Regions from separate parts of the Homo sapiens genome. Here region 2 is linked to region 1. A link is a loop called in an ENCODE intact Hi-C map of the cell type or tissue named here. Cell type or tissue: endothelial cell of umbilical vein. All regions are shown on one strand. Links, peaks and the distances in the headings refer to the core of each region. The heading gives the core; the rest is flanking DNA.

The links. A loop is a pair of places that touch in the nucleus more often than their neighbours do. Peaks named below come from ENCODE experiments on the same cell type or tissue, not always from the same donor. Only the 100,000 strongest peaks of a DNase experiment are listed, where the experiment ranks them.
Region 2: a loop joins it to region 1, with 4 times the contacts of the local background. A loop is called at or near these places in 9 of 110 quality-filtered maps.

The regions. Positions count from the first base shown.
Region 1 is chr9:99,334,245-99,349,543 of GRCh38, reverse strand. No RefSeq gene overlaps it. Among named protein-coding and RNA genes, the nearest start is that of NAMA, 33 kb to the left of the region's middle. In endothelial cell of umbilical vein, for the core only: no CTCF peak of the experiment used is centred there; a DNase peak (open chromatin) is centred at 9,073; H3K27ac peaks cover 1,648 bases.
Region 2 is chr9:99,424,307-99,439,605 of GRCh38, reverse strand. The region is part of intron 2 of LOC107987011 (a long non-coding RNA gene); the gene reads left to right. Among named protein-coding and RNA genes, the nearest start is that of NAMA, 57 kb to the right of the region's middle. RefSeq lists enhancers at 5,742-5,821, 5,832-5,951, 5,260-6,459. In endothelial cell of umbilical vein, for the core only: no CTCF peak of the experiment used is centred there; DNase peaks (open chromatin) are centred at 5,845 and 8,275; H3K27ac peaks cover 2,516 bases.

The DNA.
Region 1 (15,299 bases), core at 4,837-12,836:
CTGGCTTTGCTGATCTGTGCCCTGCTCATGGACATAGCAGGACTGGTGCCAGACAAGGTAGGAAGCTGATGGACTTGTGGATTTGAGATCTCAGCAAAACATCTTGTCATTTCAGCACAACCACCAATAATATATATTTTCCTGCAGCTGTGAGGATTAAAGACAACGTATAGAAAGTGCCTAGGACTCAGGCTACTGTTATATAGTTAGCTATTACTATTATCATCACAATAACAACCAGTGTCACTCAATGACCAAATCTTTCACCATCTGGTTTGATTTTTGGCCAAAGTAATACATACTGTGGTGACTACAAGGTAATTCTCTTGAGAAAATAGCTGGACAACAGCAGGCAGTGCAAATCTCCTCTAAAGACCCATTAGTAAGAAATTCAGTACAAATTCCATCCTATATTTCATTGCTCAAATGAAGTGTTGAACATAGTGGGAAGTTTGATGTCAGCTACTCTGCTTCCGAGGGTTTGTACCTTGAGAGATTTTCATAATGTCTTTGTTAGAAAAAATGCTGGAGGCCCAAGGCGAGCTTCCCCAGATCATGCTTGCTCATTGGTGGGCTGGGTGTGAGATGTGCACACGCTCCAGATGTGGTGCACCAAGCCACTGGGAAACCTTAAGGCCCTTCAGCAAGCTGGCTCCAGGATAACTAGAAGCCAGGTGGAGGGTCTGTATACTGGGTCTTCCATGAACATGTTCATCATGCATGGATGGGACAACTCTTAGGAGAGAACTGGTTTATATTATTTAAAATAACTATAAAGATAGAATTTGTAGATTTTGGTTAAGTTATAAGGTTTATATGTTGCCTATTCATAGGGAAGAGAAAAGGCTCCACAAAGGAGTATGTGCACTTTTAAGATAGGCCAATAAAGATGCTGAAGGCCCTGCTCTCCAAAGAAAACTGGTGATTAAGAAAGCTGGAAGCGCTGGGCAGGCCCTGGTTATATAAACAAATGTTGGACCAAAGATGCTAAAGGGCCCCTGCTTTTACAAGGAGAAGAGGAACTAAGAAACAGAAGGCCCAAAGGGACCAATGATGCATCTGGTAGTCAAGGAAGGAGGCTGAGAACGGACAGTGTGAGCCCAAATGTGCACTCTGTGGGTTCAAGGATAATCTATGTGAGCCCAAGGGTATACAGTGTCAATGTCTGCTGTCTGAGAGGTCCTAAGTTTGAGAGGTGATATAAAAATGGGATTTGGGGCTGTGCCCAGTGGCTCACATCTGTAATCCCAGCATTTTGAGAGGCCAAAGCAGGTGGATCACTTGAGGCTAGGAGCTCGAGACCAACCTGGCCAAGGTGGCAAAACCCTGTGTCTACTAAAAATACAAAAATTAGCCTGGCCTGGTAGCATATGCCTATAATCCCAGCTACTCAGGAGGCTGAGGCACAAGAATCACTTGAATCCAGGAGGCAGAGGTTGCAGTGAGCCAAGATCTCACCACTGCACTCCAGCCTGGGAAACAGAAAGAAAAAGGATTTGGGGCAGGGGAGCCAGGTATACTCTAAATTCTGCCTAGGTCCAACCACTTTCTTTCTCATGAGGCACCCAAGGGAAATACAAAGGCTCAAAAGTACCAAAATAAGACATTATTAGCTGAGGCTTTAACACTAAGATCTATTATAGAATTCCAATAAACTAGATTAAAGCACGTTGAGGGCTTCCTTTTCTTAATCAGAACAAGTTGTATGAATAGTTAATGTTCCACTGTATCCAGGAAACCATCCCATCTGGGGCAGAAGTGCCCGGGGCTACTGGTGTCTGTGTGTGTCTTGGCTGTCCCTCTCCCATGATCCTTCCCACTCTGGCTTCACCCAGCATCCAGTCCTCTCATTTGCTAACGAGGGTCCAAGGATGTCTCAGAAACCACGAGACTATAAGGAAGAAACTGAAGGAAGGAAGGTTTTAGTGCAGCTGAGGAAGGACTTTCTAATGGCCAGATCTCCAGGATGGAAGAGCTGCCTCTGAAGATCATGAGCTCTCTGTCTCTGGCAGGACAACTTTGGGTAGAAATGCTGTAGAAGGTTTACAGCCTCAAAAGAGAATAGACCTATTAGATCCTTTTCCATCTTAAAAAGCTATGATTCTTAGTCTTTTCACCACTCCCGGCTTCAGTTTCCTGATCTTTACAATGACCCCTGAAACACTTTTCTGCTCTGTGGTAATGATAGACCCTTAATAATGTTGCCACATTTCTGGTGCATCATAGGTGAAGAGGACTAGAATGAATAAAATAATGAATAAACACATGTATTATTTGTACTGGTGCTTTACTTTAAGGAAAACCACTGGATTAACTGGTGAGGGGAAATTGCAGGAGAGAGTGAAGTGGTAGCTCTGTATTGCCAATATTGCAGAAAATATGCATATATCTTTCATTCTGCCTAATGTTTTATCAGTTCATGCTTTTCCCTTCAGAAATTGTGTGCCTGCACGTAGTATATAATCCAGTTTCCCAACCAGCTTTAGGAGATGCCAAATATTTAATGACACCCCACCTAGAAACAATAAATACATTTGAGTCAGTCTTAGACTCCTGGGGAAAGGGATGCTGAAAATTTGATGAAAGGGATTAATAAATTATAACCAGGCTATTAAGATGTGAATCACTAAAGGCTCCTGACACTCTTTTCCTCTCTCTAATTAGAATTAGGAAACAAATAAACAGAGTCACCTCCTGGTACTCAGAATTCTGCCCCCACCTTTCTGAGGCCACTTTGTTGGTCTAGTTCATAGACTTTCATTTAGATATTAAGACGGCCTTTACTGATCAGCAATAAGGTTCTGAAAATCAATTCAGAGGCAGTGCATTGACTCTCTAAGCCAGATGCTATGACCGTATTGATGAGATGCCATTCACACAGCTGGGGAAGGCGAAAGTCCAATTTGTGAGCCATAGGGTATCTTCCCAATCAAAGTGCTCCTGCTGATGGATTTCAGGGCCTGCTTTAAGCTGTCACAGACCCAAGCTTCATGGAAGGAAGCATAGAGATTGTCTCCTCCCATCTCTTTATTCGTAGGCAGAAACTGAGGCCACAGGAGAGGAAGCAAGTTGCCCAAAGTCATGCAAACTTTCATAACTAAACACACAAGAGCCTGGATCTCCTGACCCCTGGACCACTATTATTTCTACACCTATTATGAGGGCCCAAATTCAACAGCTTTGTATTTTACTGTTCAATCATTAGATTAATGCTTTATAATACAGACATCAGAGCCAACTACTGGGAGACAATTCCATCACCTCTTTGTAGGGGAAGCTTGGTGGCTCTTCCCCTTGAATACAAGATGTAGACTTCTGATGTCATACTCATTCAGTTTGGGTGCAGAAACTGACTCTCTCATTCATCTTTATATCCCAGAGCCTGGAACAATGCCAGTATTGAGGAGTCTTGGGGCAGAGGGAGCAGGGATTATTTAAATGAATGAATCATGAGAATTTATCTAAGTTCAGAACTTTTTTTTTCAGTGCATAGTGACTCAAAGCAAATAATGGAAAAATGCATTTTCCTCCAAATAATTCCCAAGTTCTGTTTCAACTTGATCTTCAACAAACATTTGTTTGGGTTTACTACATGCTAGGAACTAGATAGAAGGAAATAAAACACAGCCCCTATCCTCAGAAGCTCATGATCTAGTAAGAGAGACAGATGTCCCAGTGGTTACAATCCAGGGTGAGGGTATGCATGTTAGAGGTATATCAGAAGAGGGACATGCAGACCAGAGGCAGGGGCACAGGTGACAGCTGAACTGAATGTTGAAGTCAATTGGGGAAATGATGAGGAAAGGGGTTTTAGGCAGAGGGAACAACATGTACTAAACACTAACATGAGAACGCTTGAGAAAGCTTGCCCAAGGATGTAGGAAGAATGCAACCAACAAATTTTAACATGTTGTACAAATTAAATTTAAAATTGTTTGCTTCTCTGTTTGCTTTTCCAGAAGAGGTCATTGGTGACTAGTGAAAGAAGCACTGAACTTGGAATAGGGATAACTTGAAAAAAATAATGATTCCATTTATTGTTGCTAAGCTTATACTGTATATTCCAGGCTCTTTACTAACAGTCACTGCATGATGGGAGAACTTTTACCTCGCTCCAGTCTGCAGATGGGGAAGCTGATGTTCAGTGAGTACTAGCCTGTACCAACATAATTGTTTTACTTCTCAGTCTTCTTAGCTGAGACCCAGGGATGTGGCATAATTGGATGGCCACCTTAGACACAAGTATAAAGCCACATTATCCTCTCTAATGGCAGGGAGTTTCCTGCTGCCATTAAAAAGCAGCAATCCCTCCCTCTTCCCTGAACTACCCTCATGATGATTCCTGCCAGAGCACCCAGGAATATCCCAGAACATTCTAAGACATTCATGGGAGAACACTGTCCCACCCACTCCCCTGCTCAGGCACCTCAGGCACCTTTCAGCAAACTTTCCTCATGGGACTGGAAGCGTGCCCCCTCGGGTGTGTGAGTGTGTGTGGCAGGGGGTGAGCAGTCTCTTCCATTTTCCCAAGAATGTTCTCCCATCATCCCATCCACTCCTCTCTTCCTCATATACTTCCATATATTCTGAGCCACACCTGCCCCCATAGGTCAACAATTACCCGGTAACCTTAAAGTCCACGCCGGGTGCAGTGGCTCATGCCTGTAATCCCAGCACTTTGGGAGGTCGAGGTGGGTGGATCACCTGAGGTCGGAAGTTCAAGACCAGCCTGAGGCAGGAGAATCACTTGAACCCAGGAGGTGGAGGTTGCAGTGAGCCGAGACTGTGCCATTGCACTCCAGCCTGGGCAACAAGAGTGAAACTCCATCTCAAAAGAAAAAAAAAAAAGGTCCAGCAACATCACCTTTTCTGAAGTTGCTCCTTTTCTATGTTAAACACAGAATCACTCTCTGTTCTGAGCTTTCCATGCCCCTGGGGGCTTCCCTGACATTTGTCATAGCTCAGTTTACTCTGCATCCCACAAAAGACTGAGACTCATGGAAGGTAAGGATGCTTCCCAATTATCTCGGTGTCCTCAACACCATTTGGGTAAATGGTCAGCCTCCCAGCTGTAAATGTTCTGAATTCCAGAGCAGATTCAAGCCCTGACTCTGCCACTTCCTGGTGCTGGGCACCGCCTATGTTAAAGGCTGATGAAAAATGGGGACCTTGCCTCAACAGGTCTCCATGCAGGCCCATGTGAGGCAAGAGGGTGCACCTTGACCTACTTCTTGCTCAAATAAGCTTCTAGTGGTCCCATGGGCCACCTTCATCTCCACCCATGCACAAGTGAGCAGGTGTTAATGGCATGTGATCAGGTGTTCCTGATCAGCCCACCACCCCTCCTATCCAGATACATCTTCACTGCAATCTGCAGAAAGTGCTTGTCATTTCTAGGGAGTGGATAGCACCCTTCCCTATTTGCCTGCACATTTATTTTTTTCTCTCTTATTATATTCCTTTGGCCATTTTGATGAGATTTTGTATGCATGAAAATACAGTAAAATGCTTATGTTCAGATTTCTGTTTTGGACTCCATTAAAGTTTTTAAGTAGGTTGATTTCTTTTAAGAAGCACTTCTGACTGAGGAATGCTCCAATACTCTGACTATTTTTTTTCTTTTTTGAGGCAGAGTGGCACTCTGTCACCCAGGCTGGAGTATAGTGATGCAATCACAGCTCACTGCAGCCTTGACCTCCTGGGCTCAAGTGGTCCTCCCACCTCAGCCTCTCAAGTTGCTGGGACTACAGCATGCAGCATCTCGCCTAGCTCATGTCTTTTTTATAGAGACGGGGTTTTGCCACATTGCCCAGGTTGGTCCAGACCTCCTGGGCTCAAGTAATCCTCCTGCCTTGGTCTCCCAAAGTGTTGGGATTACAGGCGTGAGCCACTGAGCCCGGCCTCATATTCTGACTCTTGATGCTAATTGGCTCGTTCTCTAAGCATTGGAGGTTTTTTTTTGCTTGTTTGTTTTTTTATTGAGATGGAGTTTTGCTCTTGCTGCCCAGGCTGGAGTGCAGTGGCGCGATCTCGGCTCACTGCAACCTCCATCTCCCAGGTTCAAATGATTCTCCTGCCTCAGCCTCCTGAGTAGCTGGGATTACAGATGTCTACCACCACACCCAGCTAATTTTTTTGTATTTTTAGTAGAGATGGGGTTTCACCATGTTGGCCAGGCTGGTCACGAACTCCTGACCTCAGGTGATCCACCCGCCTCAGCTTCCTAAAGTGCTGGGATTACAGGTATAAGCCACCACGCCCTGCCTAAGAATTGGGTTTGAATCCCAGCTCCTCCAGTTGCTAGCTGTGTGATCTTGAACCAATTATTTAGCCTCTTTGAGTCAGTTTTCTCACCTGTAAAATGGAAATAATGCCACCTTTTTCACAGAGTGGTTATATACTTAACAAATAACCACAAATTGCTCATAAGAGGTACTCAATTAATCATTGCCCCCCTGTGTTTAGAAGAGGTATAATGTGTTTGCTACATACATCTTTCCTTCTAGATTACCTTTCTAATCCTCTGCAGAGGAAAAGGATGGTCCAAACCCTATATTCCTCATAAATATATTGAGTAAACTAATAATTCAAAGTGTCTATTGGATTGGAAACTGATTTTTTTAACTTAGTAAGATCAGTTTCACTGAAAAGTTTGGGCAACGAGTTGTGATGTGAACCTGCCACAGCTCACATCCGCCTTCTATTCTCTACACCAGTTTTTCCATATCAAATCTCCAAATTCAAATATTCGCAGTTTCCAAGCAAAAATATAAGGCAGAGCTCACACCTCCCAAGTCTCAGCCACCACCGGGCCCAAAGCGATCATTGAGAATGTTAATTGAATGCTGTAATTATAGTGAATGTGTAATAGGCATTTTGCACTGATGTTGTACACTGCCAAGAAAATATTTACTTGGCTAACTCAAGTCCACAACCAAGTCTGTTTTTTTTCACAACCGAAATAATGTTTTCATTTGTCACCACTAGATGACACACCAGTGTGAAGCATCCTGGATGTTTCAGACATACTCAAGATGTTCCTTATGCTGTGCCCCCTCGTAAGTCATCTGCCTCCTTTCTTCGCAGGACCTATACCTAACCCCGTGTGGGTTCTTCTGTGTTTCTTATTGGCTTTGGATGCCATTAGCTGTTTATTGAAGATTCATGTGGAGATGAGCAGAAGTGAGCTGGAAGAGTCTGAAACTTTGGGTTAGGTTTCTTGTCTCTGACCCTGTTTCATCAAAGCCATTATTTCCTTTACACTGGATGCTTATTTTCCTGCAATGTTTGGTCCATGGTGTTCACAGCAAGTCCTTTTAAATTACAGGCTCACTGGCAAATAGCAAATTCTGCTTCCCAAGCCTTGATCACCCATCTCGACTCTAGCCATTGCTCTTAACCAGGAGTTGATCTCGGAAAATGGAAATGGTGGATTTCACCTTTAGCTCCAACTTCCCAGATGTTCTCTAGGACGCGTTGGTCCTCCACAGGGACATTCCTATCTATCCAGTGGCCCATCCAGCCTTAGAGCGGGTCATTCTAATCAAAGGCTCCTTTCGGGATGGAAGCACTCACATTTAGAGAAATCTTCCCTGCTCAAGCCCTGAGGTGATCCCTATTCCTCTCTCATTTTTCTCCAGATTTCACGGTGTGGTTCATAGTTTGTGGTTTGGGGCTGTGGCCTTTTCCTTGTTCCACTAAATAGGAAGAGTTTTCTTTCCCTCTGTTTTATTCATGTTTGTTTTCAGTGTGTTTCTAAGGAGAGACAAGAATTACAAATGCCTTTATGCTGCCATCTTTAGCCAGAAGTTTCAAAAGCCTTTTGAAACCCAAATCCTTTCATTTATGTATTATCCTTCTGTATTGTGTATGCTTCTATAAATGTCTTCAAGGCCTGCTATGAAATAAGGTGAGGGTATCTGTATATACATTTTTAAATGTCATGTTCTTCCACTTGCCCCTCTCCACACTTTGATTTCTGTTTATCTCTTTGGAGGTCTCCTCATCTTTAATTTTCTTTTTTGTCATTTCTTTCATCCGATCTGGAAACCCTTCTATCCCCTAAAAGTGCTCAAAGAGATATTCTCTGGGGACCCCTTCTCCTCCTCTAGCCAGAATACACTTGCCAGATGTGTGTTAGTTCTCTCCCTTGGCAGCCAAATTGTATAGGTTCCTATAGAATTTCCCTCATTGTCCATGTGTCCTGAATCTCTAAACCAAGCTTGTCTAGTCCACAGCCTACAGGCCACATGCAGCCTAGGATGACTTTTTTTCTTTTCTTTTTTTTTTGAGACAGAGTCTCTCTCAGTCGCCCAGGCTGAAGTGCAAGTGGCGCGATCTCCGCTCACAGCAAGCTCCGCCTCCCGGGTTCACGCCATTCTCCTGCCTCAGCCTCCCGAGTAGCTGGGACTACAGGCGCCCGCCACTACGCCCGGATAATTTTTTTTTGTATTTTTAGTAGAGATGGGGTTTCACCGTATTAGCCAGGATGGTCTCGATCTCCTGACCTCGTGATCCGCCTGTCTCAGCCTCCCAAAGTGCTGGGATTACAGGCGTCAGCCACCGCGCCCAGCCCCTAGGATGACTTTGAATACAGCCCAGCACACATTTGTAAACGTTCTTAAAACATTATGAGATTTTTCTGCAATGTATTTGTTTTAAGCTCATCAGCTATCGTTAGTGCTAGTGTATTTTATGTGTGGCCCAAGACAATTCCTCATCCATTGTGGTCCAGGAAAGCCAAAAGATTGAACACCCCTGCTCTAAACAAAACAGCAGTGTGGTGTGGCTCTCCCAAAACCCTCTCGACTGCTGCTGTGGAAACTGCTGCTTTCTGGCCTTGATTGAAAGCTTCTGGGAGAGCTATTTTAGGCAGCCCATACTGTGTCCCTTGTCTGAAGACCTGCTGTATATTATTGAGATGAGCCCCCAGATAGCTGAAGAGCCCCCTCATTCCTCCCACCACATCCCCGCTGGGGCCGCTGAGCAGTAGAAGCATGGCAGAAGCAACATCCTGCTCACCAGCGTTCCCACCTGCTTCCTGCATCTGTTTTCTTGGGTTCCTGATCCAAGGGGAAAGGAAAGATGATTCAACCTTGCGTGTATGTTTATCCTGCTGGTGGAATGTCATTAAATATGGAAAATCATGCAAGTAGAGTTCCAAAGAAATGGATCACTGGGTTGATGATCCCCTGGACTCATTGTGCTCGTGGCTGAGAAATCTGGTTTCGCAAAAAAAGATACTTTGGGCCAGGCGCGGTGGCTCACGCCTGTAATCCTAGCACTTTGGGAGGCCAAGGTGGGTGGATCATGAGGTCAGGAGATCGAGACCATCCTGGCCAACATAGTGAAACCCCGTCTCTACTAAAATTACAAAAATTAGCCGGGCATGGTGGCACCTGCCTGTAACCCCAGCTACTCAGGAAGCCGAGGCAGGAGAATCACTTGAACCAGGGAGTTGGAGGTTGCAATGAGCGAGATCGCGCCACTGCACTCCAACCTGGTGACAGAGCGAGACTCCATCTCTAACAAACAAACAAACAAACAAACAACAACAACAAAAAGATACTTTCAGGACCCTGAGGAATATGAGGGAGGATAGTCATGACCTGTTGCTGATGTAAACAAAACAGGAGGTATAAGAGCATGGGATTTACTGGCAATAGCTTCTACGAAGAAGCTCCTATTCACAAAATCCTTGAGCGGTACATTTTATACCTTATCTCATTCAGTCTTTCCAATAATCCCACAAGCAATTACCCCCATTTTATGCACAAAGATATTAAGGATTCTTATAGAGAGAGGAAAAGACCAGAAGAGTATTTGATTACACTGTTTGGTGATTACGTGTTAAAAACAAAAATGTTTTAATATTTTACTTCGAATAGGTCTTCCATGAAGCTGCAAATCGAGAGGTGAGGCTGACCCTGAGCTTCATGTCTTTGAGCAATTTGAAGTTAGGAAACACTCTCTCCTGCAGTGCTTTTGAGTATGGGAGTAAAACCTGCCTCTCTCCCAGGCCCACAGGCCTTCTTCCTAGGGTGAGCCCTTAGCATGGGCAAGTCAGCTACACAAGTTAGGATAGCCAAAGGCATCACCACGGCTCCAGGTCTATCACTGGGTGTGTGAATATGACTGAATAGTACTTCCCAACTATATCAAAGATCACAAGACTTTTGAACTAGAAAGGCTGTTAGAGATTCTAACCCCTGCATTTTAAAGAGATTGCAACTAAGGCCTAAGCTGGTAAAGTGCTTTACTCTGTTTATGTTTTTTAACTGTGTAAGGACAAAAAGTCAGTATCATAACAAAATAAATCTCCTCCTTCATGTTTTCATAACCTTCTCTAATATTAAAAAGGAAAAAGAGAAAATAGTCTGTAAATGCAGCTCCAAGACAGATGCCTGCAGTCTGCAGGGAGGAGGAGGAAGAGGGAGTGTACTGAGGTGTGAGGCTGAGAGGAAGGCGAAGAGAGAGCACTGATGAGAGAAAGGGCCAGGGAGAAGCAAAGATGACCTTGGCAGTCCAAAGAGCTCCATATTCCAAGGATGCAAGGAAGACCTCCTTCATTTATTTTGCAAACTAAATTAGAACTGTTTCCTGGTCCCATCCACCAAAGGCAGAGGAGAGCACTATCTTACTCTCATGACTCCCTCCCCTCCCCCAGATCGTACAAAAACCTCAAGGGCTTACACATTTTGAAAATGTTGTTAGGCAGGAAAAGCCCCCTACAGCTCTCAGCTGGAGTGACCATGACTGTCCCTACTCCTGCACGGACACTGAAGTTAGTCCCCCGCCATGCATCCAGTGCCCCAACCATTGATCCAGGGACCTCACTGCCCATCCAGTGCCCCCGACACCCATTCAGTGCCCCCTCCATTTAATCAGCATCCCCCACTATGCAGTGCCCCTACCATCCATCCAGTGACCCTTGCCATTCATCTAGTACTCCTCACCTTCCATCCATCCCCCCGTTCATCCATCTAGTGTTCTCACCATCTATCCAGTGCCCCAACCTTCCATCCAGTGACTCCCCATCCACCAAGTGTCCCCACCATCCATCCAGTGACTCCGCTGTCCATACAATACCCCCCATACCCATTCAGTGCCCCCTTCATTTATCCAGTATCCCCCATTATATAGTGCCCTGCTATCTACCCAGTGACTCCCACCATTCACCAAGTGCCCCTCACCTTCCATCCAGTGATCCCACCATCCATCCAGTAACCCCCATTGTTCATCTAGTGCTCTCACCATCCTTCCGGTGCTCTCACCATCCATCTAGTAACCCCACCATCCATCCAGTGACCCCAACATCCATCCAGTGACTTCACCATCCATTCAGTGACCCCACCATCCATCCAGTGACTTCATCATCCATCCAGTGACCCCACCATCCATCCAGTGACCTCACCATCCATCCAGTGACCCCACCATCCATCCAGTGACCCCACCATCCATCCAGTGACTTCACCGTCCACCCAGTGACCCCACCTTCCATCCAGTGACCCCATCGTCCATCCAGTGATCCCATCGTCCATCCAGTGACCCCACCATCCATCCAGTGCCCCCCACATTTATCCAGTGCCCCCTCCATCTGTCTAGTATCCCCCACTGTGCAGTGCCCCTACCACCCATCCAGTGCCCCTTCTATCTACTAGTATACCCCACTATGCAGTGTCCCCACCATCCATCCAGAGTCTCTACCATCCATCCAGTGCCAGCATGATCCATACCATGCATCCCACCAGCTGTCTAGTGCTGCTACTATTTCCTGCAGAAGAGTCTTGCTTGCCCAGTGTCTAAAAGCCGAAACTGGCCTTTAAGGAAAGGCCATAACTTTTAGTACCCAGTCTTTTCACGTACTCTCATGCCCTATAGCCCCAAAGATGCAATGCCACAGCTGGTTCAGTCATCTACCCATTGTGAAATCTGCAATCACCTCCTCTTGAATCTACTGGGGGTCAGACTACTTACCTCTTCAACCCCACTAAACTTTGGGATGGCCTGCTTTTCTCCCACAGGTGTGCTTGTGAATCTATCAGAGAAAGCTCAGACCTCAGAAACACAAAGCCCAGCCCAGGTGAAATAGTTTTCTTTATTTACTTTTTTTTTTAACAAGGCATTTTTTAGGCACCTGGTAGATGCCAGGCATTATTGATACGCTATTCAATCCTCACCACAATGTTTTGCTGTTCTTAGAAGATCTAAGCCTCAGCAATGTATCCAAGTTCACTCGGCTAGAGCTGAGATTCAAGTTCAAATAGAAATCCCCAATGCCTGGGGTTAGAAGCAGCACATTCTGCCTTCACTCTTGCTAAATTTTGTGAACCACAGAATCATAGAGTTGATAAGGTAGGCTCCATCTAGACCAGTTCCCCTGCAGGTATAGCATTGCTGATATATAGTCCCCCTAAATATAGTGGAGAATTGGGCACTCTCATCATTTGAGGAGCTTCTACAGCATCGACTGAAATCTACCTTCCTTCAGTTTCTGCTGCATGTCCTTGCTTAGGGCCACATACAACCAACCCAATCCCTTCTTCCTCTAATAGCACTTCAAGGTTTGAATGGAAGCCCTCTGTCTTCCTTCTATGTCTTTTGCAGCCTAATCATCCCTAGTTTCTCCTGCCTTTTTATCATCCATGGCTGGTTTCACTCTCTGCCTTTCAATTCTTGTGTGAAGCTGGGTCATCAGGGAATTTTCAAAGAAGTATCAACTACTGTCAGTGACATCACTGGGCATTTGTGTTGAATAAATCCTCATCCCACTCTTTGATGGACTCTACCAGGTGCTGGAGACATTTGATGATTGCATGATTTAGAAACATTCTTGAAAAACCCGCCCAGTGAGTAATGAGGTGTTTACCTGTAATTACCTCAGAACAAAGGTTAAGCACTTTGGAATATTAAAGATATTTTAGAAGACTATTTTGAAAATTTGCAAGAGGGGTAATATGAGAACATCTGTTCTTAAAATCCTTGTAAAATATTCATGTACAAATAACTTAAAAATACTAAATACTGAATTTCTTTGGAGTCATTTGGGTATGTGAGTTCAGGAAGTCTCAGCTGGGAAGAGAGAGAAATTTTCCTAAGAGTTCTTCCTGAATCTTTTTATTTTACAATTTTCTTTATAATACTACACCTTTCCTCAGGGATTATTGCCATGATATTTAAATAGGGTTTTTTTGTAATAAGAGTTTTTAAAAATAGATTTTTCTTGGCAAGGGAGAGGAGTTCTCTTGGAACTGTTCTAGTCTTTGAGATAAACATTATATAAAGGAGTGTTTATGCCATGAACCCAGAGATTCACCTGAAGAACTGTCATGCCCTCTACAGAGCAGTTTCACATTCATGAGTTTCATTCCAGCCTCGAATATAGGCAGGCCCTCGAGAGGCCCCTGGTTCTTGAATGTTTTGCATCCTTTCTAATGCCTGTGTTACTCTCCATTTAAGGAGTCTCACAGTGACTTTTCAGTAAGGTTGAGATAGAATTCTCTCAGATACGAAAGGACCTCCAGCCTTCTTTTATATGCAATTCTGGATGGCAGTGTTTGGAAACATAGCCCGGATTCTACTGAAAGATGAATTGCTGACCTAATCTACTTTATAAAATTTATGATGTCCAAATAAGATTGCAAAAATTTAGGGGGAAAATTTTCCAATTAAATTTGAATTTCAGATAAACAAGCAATCTTTAGTAAGTATGTCCCAAATAATGTATTCAATCTGGCATCCCTATGCCCAAACTCAGTGTCAACTGCCCAGTGTTCATTTCACTAATGAGCTTTAGAAAATTCTCCATTATGTGTAATAGAGATTTGGAAAAACTGCATCTATTTTTTAAATCTCTATTAAAGGCATAACAAATCATTTCTTGACAAAAGAAATAAGTGCCAATTGAGGCATATGGCCGGTCTCATCCAATGTATGTGCCTTGCATGAAATTGGAATCTGGGCTTCCAATCATTTCTTAAGAGCTGATAATTAGGGGAAACCACAAATAAGCTCAAAACAAAAAAAGATGAAAGAGTAAGGAAATGATCTCAGCACCGAAAGAATGGTAAGGAGGTCAGAGATCTTGTGTTTTAGTCACTGTTATTTCCCCCCCACATCTAACGCTGTCTCTAATACACAATAAATGCTTGTACAATAATGTATAGATGAACAAATGAATGAATAATATGCTCGAAACCTCTTTTTTAGCCACAGCTGCAGTATATCTAAGGGCCTTTCAGATCTCATTGTTGCCTTAGGCTCTAAAATAAGAGACTAATTAGGCTTTAAAATGTGTGGCAGTATGAGTGACTGAGTTTTGATACAAAACAAATTTCTCTTTCCTAAATAGGACTCTGCTTCTTACCTGAGATAAAATAGGTAAAATAGACTGAAGTTTAAATATGAAGCTGTATAACTGTTCCCAGTATAGGCATTCGTGATGAAATAGTTTCAAAAACATTGACCACCACCAACACCCCCACCTGACATACAATTCCCTGTGAAGGAGGGATATTCCATGTGGAAATGTTAAAGTGTACAGCAGGATGCCAGGGACAAGCAACTCTTAATGGAAGGAATGGAACAAAGTGGAGCAAAGCTGGGATGTAACAGTACAGGATGATACTATGTTAGACTGGTCCATCTGATCAACGTAAGGAATTGAATTGTATTGTATTTGTTTGGAAATATATTACCTATTCATCCTTATTCAAAAATAGACAAGAAGTGACATAACCAAAATACATGTGCAAGTATAATTTAAAATATTAAGAAGGGACAACCTATTAGATATTTGAAGTTAACTGATCTGTTGCCTTGAGGTCTTTTTAAGGCTAAAATATACAGCTTCTTCAACTATTCTCTATACATCGTGGTGTCAATACACCTCTATTCTTTGTCAGTACCTGAACACACTTGCGCTTATAAATGACCCACTTATCATGTGAAACAAAAACCTGGCCACAGGACAATGGAAAACTGGAAGATCACCCTCCTCGTTCTAGGCTCCATACTGCTCAATGCCACCTACTTTGTGTGGCAAAAAGGTGACACCTACTGTGTCACCGTTTTATTAGGATGGTGCAAAAGTAATCATGGTTATCATCAGGAACTTTACAGGAAAAAGTAATGGCGAAAACCACAGTTACTTTTGCACCAATCTAATAGCAAAAACTCCAGCTGTGTAAAAGGTTTACTTTATGTTATTGTTGCTTATTATTGAAGGAGTATGAAAGTTAATGTGACAAGATAACATTTTAAAGTATTTTAATGTGTTTTTTTCTCTCACTTTTTTGAAC
Region 2 (15,299 bases), core at 4,807-12,806, 90 kb before region 1:
AAGTTCAATGTCCTTTCCTCCTCCTAAGATATCTATGAATTCTGGATGGCTTATGTTCCAGGGCTACCTCTAGCTCTAATTCCTTCCCTCATTGATGTATTATTCTCAAACACATATCGTCTTCACCTCTTCATTGTACTTATTAGTACCGAGTGTAGTAGACTTTACTAAAGTAAGGTGAGATAAGGGAATGTGTTCACATCCTAGCAGTTGATAACAGGATGTTAAAACAAGGCTCTTTCTGTCTGTGTTTTGTTTGAGGTCACAATGGCTGGCTAAGAACAAAGTAATAGTCTCAAGTATCTCTACATCCTTAAGCAGAGTGTTGGAATAGACTGTGCAGGTCTTAAAAAGACCTGTTGTTTTTTTTTTAAAACAACAACAACAACAGTTTGCTGATTCTTAGCCCATCACCCACCCTGAAGGCATAAGAAGGTTGAAGCTGGAGGGGCTAAGAGAGAACCTCTTTGGAGAAAATTGGTTATGCAATGCAGCTTTTTTTCCCTTACTTCACAAGGAGCGGGGTTGGGTTTTTTCTCCCTACTGAGAGAGGGAGCCTTAAGAGAACCATTCAGGCAATTTGACCTGTGATTCTTGAAGTTCTGTAGCACAGAATTTAATGCCAGGCCCAGGCCTAAAAAAAGAAAAAAACACACACATAGGCAAGAGCCTGCTTGAAAGAATCTATGGCAATAAATGGAAACTGTGTTGGGAGCAAGCTGCACCTCTATGAGTAGTGGGGTGCTGGGTGGATGAGAGTATCTCAGGGACCAGATCCAGACATGGTCACAAGGGAGGGAGTCAGCTTGGAGTCATCCTGGATTCCCTCAAAGAGGATTTCCCAGAAGGGCAATAGAAAGATCCTCCATATACACAGCGGTTGAGGGGAAGCTTCACTCACATCAGGCGGGATGCAGTCAGAGGCTGCAAAGGAGAATGTCTCAGGGACATCATGAAAGCACCCCTTGGGGACAGAATCAGCACTGGGACTCTGCTCTGCTCAAAGGGCACCGGCACCTGACTGTGTCTGTGCCAGCCAGGGAGCACATTTCCTGTCTATTCTTCTCTCTGCACTCCCTCTCCACTTTCCCCCTCTTATTTCCAGCCCTAAGAGGGCAAGAGACAGCCCAGTGAGGGGGTAAGAAATAGAAGACCAAGGTGGGGAAACAACAGGAAAGAAGCTGACCCGCCATGGGTCTCCAAGTTTGAGGCAGGCCAGAGATGGTGGGTGAGGGAGAGAAACAGAGAGCTTTAACTTTGAATGCAGTAAAGTTTCAACAGTTGCATTTCAACTGTTCATTTTATTTACTGAGAGGAGAATGTCTTTGTGATTGGAAGCATCGGGACTTTTTGTTATCTGTGAGTTCCTAGAAAGGTTAAGGGACTTGCCTAGACTTGCATCCAGGGACAGAGAAGGAATGGGCCCTCACAGCAGCAAGCGCCTTGATCCTATATGTTTGGGAGGGGGTGAAGGGAGGCTGGGTGTGGTTTCAAACACCACCTTCCCTTCCATCTTCTGGGTGCTGAGGCTTTTGGTTTGGGCGAGGGAGGAGGGGAAAGGAAAGAGAAGATGTCTCTTTATTTAACTGGGTAAGGTTGTAGCCTCCGGGGTGGCTCACGGAAAGTCAAACTCATCTTCTGCAGTTTTGATAGGACAGTGGTGGCTTCAACATGACAGGTTGATTAGGGACTTGTGTCCAGGAAGCTCCTTTGGCCATTAGAGGTCCCTTGAAAAGTTTGGCAGCAAGTTTCAACTGAACCCCAGCTAGTGGACTTCTCACAATGTTCCTCTGATATGGATGCCTCATTGTCCTCTACATGAGGGCAGTCAGGGACCTCCACATATGAGGAGGCTGGGGAGACTGTCTCTTTTTCTCATTCAGATTACACAGCCTGAGCAGTGATAAAGAAATGAAATGCTGGCTCTTCTCCTTGCAGGCATCTCCTTTCTTTGTGAATACTTAGAGAAGGAAAACACATAACCTCAAGAGAGTCTAAGAGCAGGAAGAACCCCCTTAGCCTTATGGGAAGGGAATAGCCTGTCTCCACAAATGCAGCACTACCACAAGGCTGATCCTCTCTCAAGCTTCAGGTCTTTTCTTCCTATGGAGTTTGGGTATGGGTGGTGGATCTGGCAGATGATTCCGGAATTAGCACTCTCAGTAAGTCCGTGTTGTTGTGGCTGGGCCTGAACATCCAAAGTGGAGCACCAAGTGCCTTTTGCTCTCTCCATTCAGGGTCTTGGCAGCAGTCCTGGGGCAACAGGAAAATCCCCAGTTGACACACCTGTTACAGGACAGCTGTGGAAAGCCTGCCTTAATAGTCATGTCTATCTCACTCTCTGCCACTGGTACTTATAGCTCTTCATCCATCAAACTATCCAAACAATTTAAAAGTTCATTTATATTTCTTGTCAGTAGCCACTCTCGAGTTAACATGCACCATACATATATTATTTACCAGGTGAGATAGAGCTACTGAGAAATAGGCCCAGGATATAATAAAAAGGAGACATGTTGGAGAGAATCCTCCTCTGGACAGTCCTTTTTATAAAGGTCAGTGGACTATCTTGTACACCCTCCCTTTGCAGGCGGGAACTGATTGTTTTGAGGGCAGCAGTTTTCATGTTTGTGTGTAAGCAACTCAAACAATAATGATTCCTCGGATTAGTTTAAATGTGCCTATTCCTCCTCTGTGACTAATTAAGACTGAATTCCGTGCATACAAGAAGCTGTTTGGCATTTGCTGGTATCTGTGAGACCTGCTGTGTTTGATTAGCCACTATTAGTTCATAGCTGTTGGACACACCAACCGACTTCCAAGATTGCCTCAATTATCAAGACACCTTGTCACCTTTCTGGTGAAGTTTTAACATCTTCACATAATCCCAATAGAGAGTGTGTGTTTTAAACTTGGTCTTATCTGGAAGACTAGTAAAAACATTGGGCACTTCCTCCTTAGGTGGTTAATGAAGTCCCCGGCAATTACAATAGAACAAATTACTTACAAATGGTTCCTATTTTTGTCAGTGCTAAAAATACTTTTTCATTTATATTTTCTTCCAGACTAATGTCCCTTTCCAAGGTGGAGAATTGAAAAAGAAAGGATCTGAATACCAACCTTATTAGACTAACAATGCAACATTTAGGAGGATAAATTAAAAATGCATCTATGAATTATAAATAATGTATAACCTCGCCATATAATATGGTGCATCCACAAAAATGCTGCTTTTTTTTTTTCTTAGGGGGTAACTTTTTTTACTTGTGGATTTGTATTAAAGTCCCAAGTCCTGGCGGTTGGGATCGATGGGTAGAGCTTTTAATTGGAGCTCTCTGGTGATTATCTAGATTGGCACCTGCTGTCAATCAGCTTCTAAAGAAATTACTGAGCCAATGATTAGGCTGATCCTGGAGATGTTAGGCCCCTTGGGGGCAATGTTAAGGCTCCCAACCACAGGGGAACCCTTAAGAACAGTGGAGCTATAATTTTCCAAGTTGCCGGCTTACCTGGCAACATACATGCTCAACTTTCTGGCTGAGTGAACTCAGAAGGATGATATCCCAGCATACATTGGGTCCACATGATTTTATAAGCAAAACAATGCTGCAAGTCCCCTAACAGCTTCCATTAGAGTAAAATGACAATACCCCATGTATGTGTGTGGAGCCCTTCACAGTTGTACATTATATAATTGAATCCCATTAATAAAATAACAATGTTGTGCTGGTCATTTCTGGAGAAAATATACCAAGTTCACAAAAATTTCCCCCCCTTGGTGTACATCATACTTTTTTAGAAACACTTTTTATAGAAATATTTTTTAGACTAACATTTTATAATTACTTAATCTTTTTAATTCAGGACCCACTAACTTAATTCAAGTAGGATTGGGCTAAATTTATTTTTTCCTCATCCTTGAATTGTGGCAAATAATGATAAAAAGTGTTCTATTGGTTAAAAAAATTGCTGCCATTTTCTTATAAAGTTAAATGTATGCCTAACATGTGACCTAACAATTCCACTCAGGTTTTTCCCCAGGGGAATGGAAATATGTGGAAATACACCCAAAGAAGTGTATGCAAACATTCATAGCAGCTTTATTTTTAATAGCTAAAAACTAGAAGTAATCCAAACATCCATCAGTAGGTGAGTGGATAAACAAACTGTGATATAGCCAAACAGTGGAATATTAGTCAGCAGCAAAACGAAATGAACTGCTGATACATGGGAATGAATCTCAAAAACATAATGCTGAGTGAAAGATGGCCAGACACAACAGATTATGTGCTGTATGGTTCTACTTCTGTGATGTTCTAGAACATGCAAAATTAATCTATAGTGACAGAAAGCAGATCGTTGGTTGCCTGGGGATGGAGGTGGGGTTATTGACTGGGCAAGACATTTTGAATATTTTGAGGTGATGGAAATGTTTTGTTTGCGGATTGAGGTGATAATTATACGGGTATATACATTTGTCAAAACTCACAATCTGTACACTTAAAATTTAGGCATTTTATACTATGTAACTTATAACAACAAATTAGATTTTTTAAAAAGTGACACCCTGTTACATATATCTTTATTAATAACAAAATTTCTCTATCTCTTGTATCTCTCTGTGCTTCTCCTGTTTCTGATGTTAATTTGTTTTTTAGCAATACTATTTCCAACATCCAAATGGTATTGGAAATCCCAGCTTGAGTTTGACAGATAACTTATAAAACAAGAAAAAAAAAGATTCAATCTTTCCACTCCAGGTCTAACAGGTCCCCAGATTCCATCTATTCCAACTCCTAAATGTTTATTTTGTCTTTATACTGCTGCCTCGCTCCACCTGCACTGCTTTAATTCAGCGTTCAATTATCTGTTCACTGGTCTTCCCTCCTCTGATTTGGTTTGAACAAGAGGATCCTTCATACTATCTTCCAGGTGCCAGAAAACAAAATGGTACCCAGAAGCCTTATGGCTGAGGGAAGGGCAGGAATGTTGGAGAAGAAGCAAGGCAGAGGGTGGAATTGAATAGGGGCTTTGGGAAAGCTTGATGAAGGTCTCCTATGCTTGCTCTGGGATTCTTAGGCCCAAGATATAGTTGTGAGTAAACTGGATTGTTCTCAATGCCATTGGTATTTCTCTATGTTCATTTCTTCAGTGTGTTAGTAAAGCCTTTTAGAAAGTATTGGCCCATTTCAAGTATGTTCAAGAGAAACAGGGCCATATGTGCTGGTGGCCACAGAAATCAAAAGCAGAGAACTTCAAGGAGGACAGGAGACTTGGAAGGGTAGAACTAAAGCTCAAAGATGCAGCCCAGTCAGCTCCTAGCATCCAACCACCCTTCACAATTTTCTCCCAAGTCACTGCTTTTCTGTCTGACCCAAAGAGGATTCTACCCCGTGTGTATTAAGGGAGTGATTTTCTTTGTGTTTGTATCCTCACATTTTTCTCTGCCAGAGAGTTGGTGATAGTGAATGGTCACCTGGGAGGATAAAGGTGACAATTTTAGGCCAGCTTAGTTCTTTGTAAAAGGTCTCTAAGAGCCTTTCACCTCTCTGAAAGTGCCTTTTATCAAGACTCCAGATAGGATAGCCTCCAGTGAGAGATTTCCCATCGATTACACACTTGTCAGGGGAAGCACAGGGCCAGCTTAGAGATTTCCATCTTAAACTTTCAAAGGAAGCTGCTTGCTAAAGGTTCTGGAGCTGGAGGAGCCACTAAAAATCAAACAAGTAAGCAGAAACCAAGTTTGACTTTTGGCCCTAGGGGTTGGAGAGATGGAGATGAAAGCTGACAGGCTCCTGCGTGACAGGGCCTCTGTGGAGCCCAAGAGGGTGACTCACAAATCTGAGTGGCACTTCCTCTCCGTGAGTCATCCTGTGAGCAAAGCCTGAACACCCCTGCCCAGCCCCTCAGTGTGAACTCTCCTGGCCTGCTGACCCGGATATTTGCAGGCAGGCCCTGCTACCCTCAACACAGGACACATCCTTGAGGGGTACAGCCTCACTCTCAAAGACAACCAAGGCCTCAGCCCAGCAGATACTTGCTATGGCTAAAAAAGCAGGGGACATTTTATCATAGGGGGGCCATGGGGATGAGCTCTGTTCCTAGGTTATCTTGTAGTCCTGGATCTGCTGTTGACAAACTGAGTGAACTTGAACTTCAGTACGTCACTTAGTCTTAGTGTTTGGGGGCCAGAGTTTCCCAAACTATAAAATAAAAAGAGTACATTGTTTTGTGGAAGAGAGGATATGTACACAGCCATGATGTTAGACATTGACAATAATTTGTGGGGAGTGCAGATCAAGCGTAGGTTAATAACACAGAGAGGAAGTGATATTTGAACCGGGTCTTGAAAGAACAAAGAATTTTCCATTCAGGCAAGAGAGAAGAATATTTCATGCTAGGCAATATATTCCTAAAGCACTGAAGGCAGAAGAGGCAGGGGAGAGATAACGAAGCCAGTATGTGGGAGGAGCAGTGGATTCAAGAGCATGAGAGAGGGAGAGAAGCATAGAGGTGTTTTAGATGCAGGATCAGTAGGTGATGTCCACTGTAGGAACGCACTTCCCGCATTCTACAGAGGATGGCCTGCTGGCTCCTGGGTTGGGTGACTGGGCACCTGATGATTTAATTAAATAAAACACCCAAAGCAGAAGGGGGGTGGGAAATGATGAATCGAATTTCTGACCTATTGAAATGGAAGCATCCATGTTCAACCAACTGACGTGTCCATGAGCTGAATAAACCAGTCTCATGCCCAGAGGAGTGCTTGAAGCTAGAAACACAGATCTGGTGTCATCAGCTGACATTGCTCTAGATCGTTTCGAAGTTCTTTTTTAATTCAAAGTCAAAGGATTTGTGATTCTAAATTTTGTAAAAGGAAAAATTCAAAAATAAATCTTTTTTTCTTCTCATTCTAATGAGACACTTAGTATGTTATCCCCTGCTTCTCTTTCAGTAATGTTTATGTGTCACCATAGGGTGTTTGCAGGATTTATGCTACCAAATTTTGTTTTATTGAGTTTCTGTTGGCTATTCATAGTGGTATTTTAGTCAACATAGAATGGCCTCAGCCCAGAGAATTAAACAGTAGACTGACATCAATGAATCCTTAAAAAAGGCTTTGGAAAAGACTCTTAGCTATTCTCATCAATCATCAGTGGCTCCCCATTTTGTGTAGAATAAAGTTCAAGCTCTTCAGTTTGACATTTGTTTCTGATCATTAGCCATGCCATGAGCAGTCCTATGGAGAGGCCCGTGTGGTGAGAAACTGAGGCCTCCAGCCATCAGGCGCATGAGTGAGCATGGATACAGGTTCTGCAGCCTAGTCAAGCCTTAGATGATGCAGCCCTGGCCGACACCTTATCTGCAGCCCCGTGAGAGGCCCAGAGCCAGAAGCACCTAACTAAGCCACTCTTGGATTCCTGACCCTCAGAAACTGTATGATAAATGTTTGTTGTTTTAAATTTCTAAAAGTTTTTGGGTCATTTGTTAAGCTAAGATCAGGAGAAGGAGAAAATTGCTTTTCTGATAATACTGTATGTGGAAAATGGGCCAGGAAAGGCTGAACATGATTTCAGTATTTTGGAGCTCTCTGCAAGGTGCTGAAAGGAGGGGACGGGGGTCTGGTTCCGACTCTTCTGCCTGTTCACTGAGTGGCCTTGAAAACATCATATCTCCTGTTATTTTCTGTTTGGGCCTCCGTTTCCTTATTTTTAAATGGCGATGGGAGTGTTAGTGCCAGTCTCCAGTCTAAAACCTTTACTTATGTGCAATAGTTAATAGTTGGCAAATGTTTTTATATACTGTGGTCAGGATTTGGAGACAACAAAAAATAGTTCTCCAAATTTCAAACTAAGGAAAATAAAATTGGCTTTTGGGAGTCAAACTTCAAAGTTAGTACATATGGCTTAGGACAGAGACACACCAAATTACCTTAAAGCAGTGTTTATGGGGGCTTCTGACAGGCTACAAGCTAAACCAAAAATGTAATTACTTTCTTCTTACCAATGAATGATTGGAAATACCATGAATGCTCATTTTTTAATGCACAAAAAGCTCTTTGGAGACTTTCTGGAACAAAGTAAATACTTAAGAGATGTTATTTATTACTGTATTTATTTATAGCTAAGGGAAACAGAAAATGAATAAGTTGGTCATTGAAAGATATTATGATCTGATATTTATAAAAAAAGGAGCCAGGGTTTATTAAGAACTCTAACTTGGTGTTCTAATAAGAAGTCTAGCTGCTACACACAGTACTGAGCAGCATGGCAAATGTCCAACACCGCACAGAAAACAAAGAGTTGGAATTCCCAAGATGCTTAGGCAGGATGTGTTGTTATCAGTGCATCATCATAGCTGTCATGAATTGGATCTGACTTCCAATTGCTGTTATTCTTTAATTAATTAAAGCACTTTGTAAAATTATATACAGGTCTTATCCTTATAGATACCCTTTGGGGGTAATTGCTGAATTGTTATGATTTGAATACTATGTTGTTCCTCTCTCATTTTGATCACAATATTCTTTATCTGCTGGGAAGTGGAAAGGGGTAGAGTGGGTGATTTTGTGTGATTTTTACTCTATTCAATGAGCCATGGTAAAACTTTTGAAAATTATTGACTTAACGGCCCTGTGGGGCCAGCCTTGACCATTGTGTGATTAAATATATGAACCTAGCTGAAGCAAAAAATGTGCCAATCAGCAGCCTGCCAGCAATGGGAGCCAGTAGGAGTAGGAGAATCATAGGGACTTACACTATTATTGGCCATCTATTGCTCTCCATGGACAAGAGAGCCTTGGTCAACAGCCCTAATGGGAAGGGTATACTGAATGTGAAGATGCACACAAGGGATTGTGTCCAACGGACTTAGAACATCCCTGTTTTCTCGGCAAATTCATCCTTATTGTTGAAGAATGTATCCTCTCAACACTTGACCACTAAACATTAGATCCTTCTGACTAACCCCCTGCTGTGGTCTGAATGTTTGTATTCTCTCAAAATTTATATACTAAAACTCAGTTCTCAGTGTGATAGTATTAAGGGGTGGAGCCTTTGGGAGATGATTAAGTCATATGAGTGGAGAGCCCATGAATGGCGTTTGTGCCCTTACAAGAGGCTAAAGAGACCAGAGTTCTCCACTTCCGCCTTGTGAGGACACAATGAAAACACAGCCAACTAGGAACCACAAAGCAGGTCCTCACCACACTGAATCTGCCAGTGCCCTGTGACTCAATCTTAGACTTCCCAGCCTCCAGAACTGTGAGAAATAAACTTCTGTTTTTTAGAAACCAGCCAGTTTATGGCATTTTGTTATAGCAGCCTCAGTGGACTGACATTCCTCCTTGGCCTGATTCCACATTCATCACATGATATTCTAATTATGACATGACTTTTCATATATGTCCATATGATGTTGGTCACAGAGATGTGAAGTATTTTAATCAATCTGTCCAGATAATGAACATGTTGACTTTCTAGGTTTATATCCTTGTCCAAAGTCAACATTGCCATTCTCCTTGATATAACCCTACCCTTCTAATTTGTCTCCCAGCTTCCACTCTTGCTCCCTCCATTTCAGTGTTGTATTGGCCTCTAAAAAGATTATTTCTCTATGTGTGTTTATTAAAACACTATCTCATTTGACCATCACAGCAAATGCAAAAGGTCTTATTATCTCCATAAATATATGAAGAAGTTGAGAATTATAAATAGTAAATGACTAAAACAATTAATAAGTTGTAGAATTGGGACTCACACACAAGTGAAGTAGGTTGTTTTTGTTACTGGTTTGGTGCATTTAATGATCACCTATTACATAGGTTTGTTTGTCCTAAACAAATAGTAACAGCATGTTCATGTACTTAATCTTTATTCTATTGTTGCTACAGATGAGAAAATTGAGGCCCAGAGATGTCAGGTGAATTGTTCAAATTTACCCTGCAAGTAACAGAGTTCAAATTTATACCCTAGATTTTTTTACCAGTACATTTTTGGAAGATATTATTATTCATATATATATATTTTATTTATTTATTTATTTATTTATTTTTTGAGACAGAGTCTTGCTCTGTCACCCAGGCTGGAGTGCAGTGGCATGATCTCGGCTCACTGCAACCGCTGCCTCCCAGGGTCCAGCAATTCTCCTGCCTCAGCCTCCCAAGTAGCTGGGATTATAGGCATGTGCCACTACACCTGGCTTTTTTTTTTTTTTTTTTTTTTTTTTTGTAGTAGAGACGGGGGTTTCACCATGCTGGCCAGGCTGGTCTCAAACTCCTGACCTTGTGATCTTCCTGCCTTGGCCTCCCAAAGTGCTGGGACTACAGGCATGAGCCACCACCCCCGGCCAATATATTTTTATTTTTAAGGCCTACTATAAGCATTCCATTTCTATTTCTAAACATGTTGACAATTTTTAAAATTTTAATTTTATATTTAACTTTTCAAAATCCCAATTTGGTTTCCATTAAAATTTGTGTATGTGTGTGCGTGTGTGTGTGGATGTTTTCTATTGTTGACATAATAAATTACCACAAACTTAGTGACTTAAAAAATGCGAATTTAGTATTTTTGAATTCTTTAGGTCAGAATTCCAACACCAATCTCATGAGGCTGAAATGAAGGTGTTGTCAGGGCTACATTTCTTTCTGGAGACAGTAGTGGGAAATCCATTTATTTGCCTTTTTCAGATCTAGCCATCAATTGCTTCCCTTGGCTTGTGGCCCCTTCTATCTTCAAAGCCAGCAGCAGAAAACAGAGTCCATCTCACACAACCATCTCTTTGGCTTTCTGCAGACAAGAACGGTTCTCTGCTTTTCAGGATGCATGTAATTAGATTAGGCCCACAAGAATAATCCAGTATAATCCCCCCATTTCAAGGTCCTTCACCTTAGTCATACCTGTCAAGGTCTCTTTTGCCATGTAAGGTACCATATTTCCCACGTTCTAAAAGTTAGGAAGTGGACATCTTTCAGGGCCATTATTCTGCCTATATACATATGCAGAATTATGTATATTTATATATATAAAAAAATAGATTATATAGTACATAATCTAGATAATCTGATAATCTAGATAATCTGATTATATAGTACATAATCTAGTAACGTTGTTATGTTACTAGATTATGTACTATATAATCTACATGTTTTGTATATATATAATTCATGTGTTATCTATTTATAGTGTTATAAAAATACTATATAATTTATGCATTTTGAAATTTCTGTTTATGTGTATATACACTGTGTGCTTAGATATATATATGATATGTGAAATACCTAGAAGTCTTTTTCACAGTTGTTTTTTCTGATTCTTATTTCTCCACCCTTTGCTCCACACTCAGTGACATAGGTAGAATTGGCTATTTTCATCTTTTCACTTTTTTACTTGAGTCTACTTTAATTGAAGTGATTATAGCAGTCAGAGATGCTAAGTTATAAGCATTGGCAAACATCCACCTTCCACGCCTTAAAACTACAAAAGCCCTCATTTTACTCATACTCCATGTCAGTCATAGGGTGACTGCAGGGCTCTGCTCTGTGCTGTTCTTACACAGGGACCACAGGGCAGGGAAAATCCAGCTCCATCATCCACAAACACCAAGATAGAAGGAAAGTGGTGGATTGTGTGCTCATTCTTGAAGCCCCACTTCCAGGCCCATTTCATTAACCAAAGCACATCACTTGGCATCACCTAAGTTCAACAGCACATTGAATATTTATGGACAGTCCTAGTGACTCCCTTTAAAATGCACAAACATCCTTTAAAAAGTCCATGTCCTTTAACGTAGAACTACAAGATTTATTATGGAAAAAAAAAAAAAGTCTTTACCCCAGAGGACTACTGCTCCACCTCAAGTAGCAAGCACTTTAAATTGTATAGTGATTTCTTCTGAATTTACCCTCCAATTTTGAAATAAAAGGTATAGTTCTTTTCTTCCATTTTAGATACCATCTATTAGATTCCTGTTAAGGAAGTTTTGACTTACTTCTCTTCCTCACTGCCTCTCCATTCACACCCTTCTTCTCCCATCTTCCTAACATAATCACATTACAATATTTGGTTAGATCATTATTTAGTGTTTACAATGTCATGATCCTATAAACTACACTTACAGCTGAGCTATAGAGTGTACTATGGTTTCATTTCCTTTCTTGTACATTTTTTCTTAGAGTTGGTAAGTGCCTCTTTTTAGAAATTTGCATAGTTCTCTGTGTATTTATCATTAATTTTTTCCCAAGTTCTCTGACCAAGCTGTAAAACTCCTATTAAAACATTCAGACACACTGAATCCTTCATTAGTTCCATTCTGTTCTTCAAAACATCTCTCCTCAGCCCTCAGTCCCCCTGCTCCAAGTAGGATGGGTCATTCTTTAGGCTTATTTACATCTAGAATTCCTGTGCCTTGAAAACTGTGAGTTACAAATCAAGAGAGAAGAAAAGACTAGATGACTTCTGAAGTCCCTGGTCCCTGCTCTGAAATTTGAGGACAAAGACGAAATGTTATGAGAAGCCTACATAGGTTCCAAGAACTGACTCTGGACCAGTGTCCTATGGCCAACACTGCCCATCACTGCAGCCTGGTCACTGGATTCTGGGTCCTCCTCTGTACAGCTCAGGTTTACATTCCTTACCTTGACTTTTGTCTCTGCTGCTTTTTACATCTTGATCATCCTCCGATCTCCATTGTCCTGAAGCCAATAATAAGAGACAAGGGGAAAGGGCCAGCCTGTTTTGTGGGGGTTCCTAAACTCCTGAACTCCAGCCCTAGAAGCATCCTCATGGTTTTGTTTCCCCTGTGTCCCATCAGAAAGGAAATTATTAGACTACTCAATAAGTAGAAAATCCAAGTCATAGAGAAAAGCAGTGTGAAAGATAATATCTTGTTATGCTCTTATCTAGGAACTGATTGAATTCCTGAAAGCTCTTGAGGTGCCCCTGCTGGCAGCTGTGGCTGAGGGTTCAAAGCAGAGAAACAGAGCATGTGGGGAAATTTTTTTGCTGCACGATTTTCTTCTCACACCTGGAGATGGAGTGAAATTTGCAAGGGGAGTGGAATGGGAATATACATATTGCAATGATGATGGTAATGCTTTTATACCTGGTGCACAGATGAGATTTGGTTTGGTTGTAGAAGGATAAAGCAGAGAGGACAATCAAAATGATTTTGAGAAACTGATGAAATCCAGACTGCTGCAGTTCTGTTTGTGTGAAGAGTGTGTTAAATAAACCTAAGTGATTTTATGCCTGCTTAGTCTAACACCAAGGAAATGACATTATTTTTCTCCTCTCCTTTTCTGTTATGTGGTAACATAACTGAAGATTGGACTAGAAAAGACATTCCTGGGGCTTTCTCTGAAAATAATGACCCCATCCAGTGACAGGACAAGGATTGATGCTAGGAATTAACCACTTGTAAATGGAAATTAATACTCTAATTAGCAAGATAGGAAAATCCATCTTATTGTAAATAGTGCTACTTATAGATTGTGATATTCCTCCAGGGATTACCAGGTTATTTAAAAGGAATAAATCAAGAACTACATTCAGACCCATGAAGAAAGAGCAGCAGAAATATTCATAGCAGGCATATGTTAAAAACTGGCAATATTTTCACCAAGGTTGTAAAACAATGGATAAAGTCAATTTTTAAAAAGATACACATTTGTGATTTTTAACACTTCTTAGATGGAAAGTGTTTTCAGATTGGCTCTTGAATATTAACATTGTCACCTAGACAGCTTTCTAGCAAACAGACTCAAGACATTGGATAAAAAGATTAGTCTCACAAAAAAATGAGCAGATGAATACTGCATTTCAAATAAAAGCGAGGGTCTCCAAGGATTAAATATAAACATTCGATAAACCTGCAGCTCTGATGAAAATCTATTTAACAGCCTGGCATTTCTATAGCTGTTTAAAATGTGGAACCTGCTTTCACATCCATTAACTCATTTGTTTCTCAAAAGAGAACAGATGAGGAAATGGAGTCCAGAAAGATTAAAACTCACACAGCCTCCCAGGTATTAAGGGGCTGTATTTAATGTTAGCCTCCCTTGACCTGGAGTTAAAATGCAGCCATACTTCTCTAGACAGCCCCATGAATGAACATAGAGAGGACATTCCAGCCACAGTAGGGTTGTGACTTCTTTTTGAGTTCAAGAATGAATCCATGCAAGCCAATTAGAAAAATGGCTCCCATTCCCTTCATGTGTATGAATGTAAGGATAGCAGAATTTCATCCTATTATTCCCATTATAACACTCAAGTGTGACAGATTGATTAGGGCTCTGGTAGTGACAGTGCACATCACAATCTGCCTTGAATCAAGACTCTTCATGTAAACATCTTCCCTTCTGGACCACAGGAGCCAAAGACCAGCAACAAGGTCTTTAATATTTTGTCTCCATCCTGTGCCCTTCCCAGTGCCTAGCACAAAGGAGCTGCTTCATTAGCATGTGTGGTGCTTGAAATAAGCCACAGAACAGACACTTTGCAGTGCGCCAATTGAGTTAAATTGTGGACCTGCAGACTGGAAGTAGTCACAGCCCCTTAGAGGGTTAGCGATGTCAGATTGTTCCCTTTTCAATCATATAAGCTGGTTCTTGTTTTTTTGCACAGTTCCATCCCGTTTGGGGGGATGAAGTCAAACATGAGTGACCCCCTACTTTCACACAGAGTGAAAATGTGTGTGAAAATCAAGTCATAAACTCATACTCTAAAAGGAGTTGTTTCCGGGTTTCTGTTTTCCAACACTTTAAATCCCCTATCATACCAGGCCCTCTGGCTGGGCTAGGGGAATTCTGCAAACCCCAATAAGCGATTATCCATGTGATGTTATGGTCCCTACCCCAGCTATGGACCACACCCTAGCTCACACCCCTACCCAGGCTTTCATGGAGGGCCTGAGAGGTGGCTGGAAAATCAGGGATTGGGGTACAGTGAGAGGTGGCTGGGGAATCGGGGATTGGGGTACGGTGAGAGGTGGCTGGAAATTGGGGATGGGGTACAGTGAGAGGTGGCTGGGGAATCGGGGATGGGGGCACAGTGAGAGGTGGCTGGGGAATCGGGGATTGGGGCGCAATGAGAGGTGGCTGGGAAATCGGGGATTGGAGCGCAGTGAGAGGTGGCTGGAGAATCAGGGATTGGAGCGCAGTGAGAGGTGGCTGGAGAATCAGGGATTGGGGCGCAGTGAGAGGTGGCTGGAGAATGGGGGATTGGGGCGCAGTGAGAGGTGGCTGGAGAATCGGGGATTGGGGCGCAGTGAGAGGTGGCTGGAGAATGGGGGATTGGGGC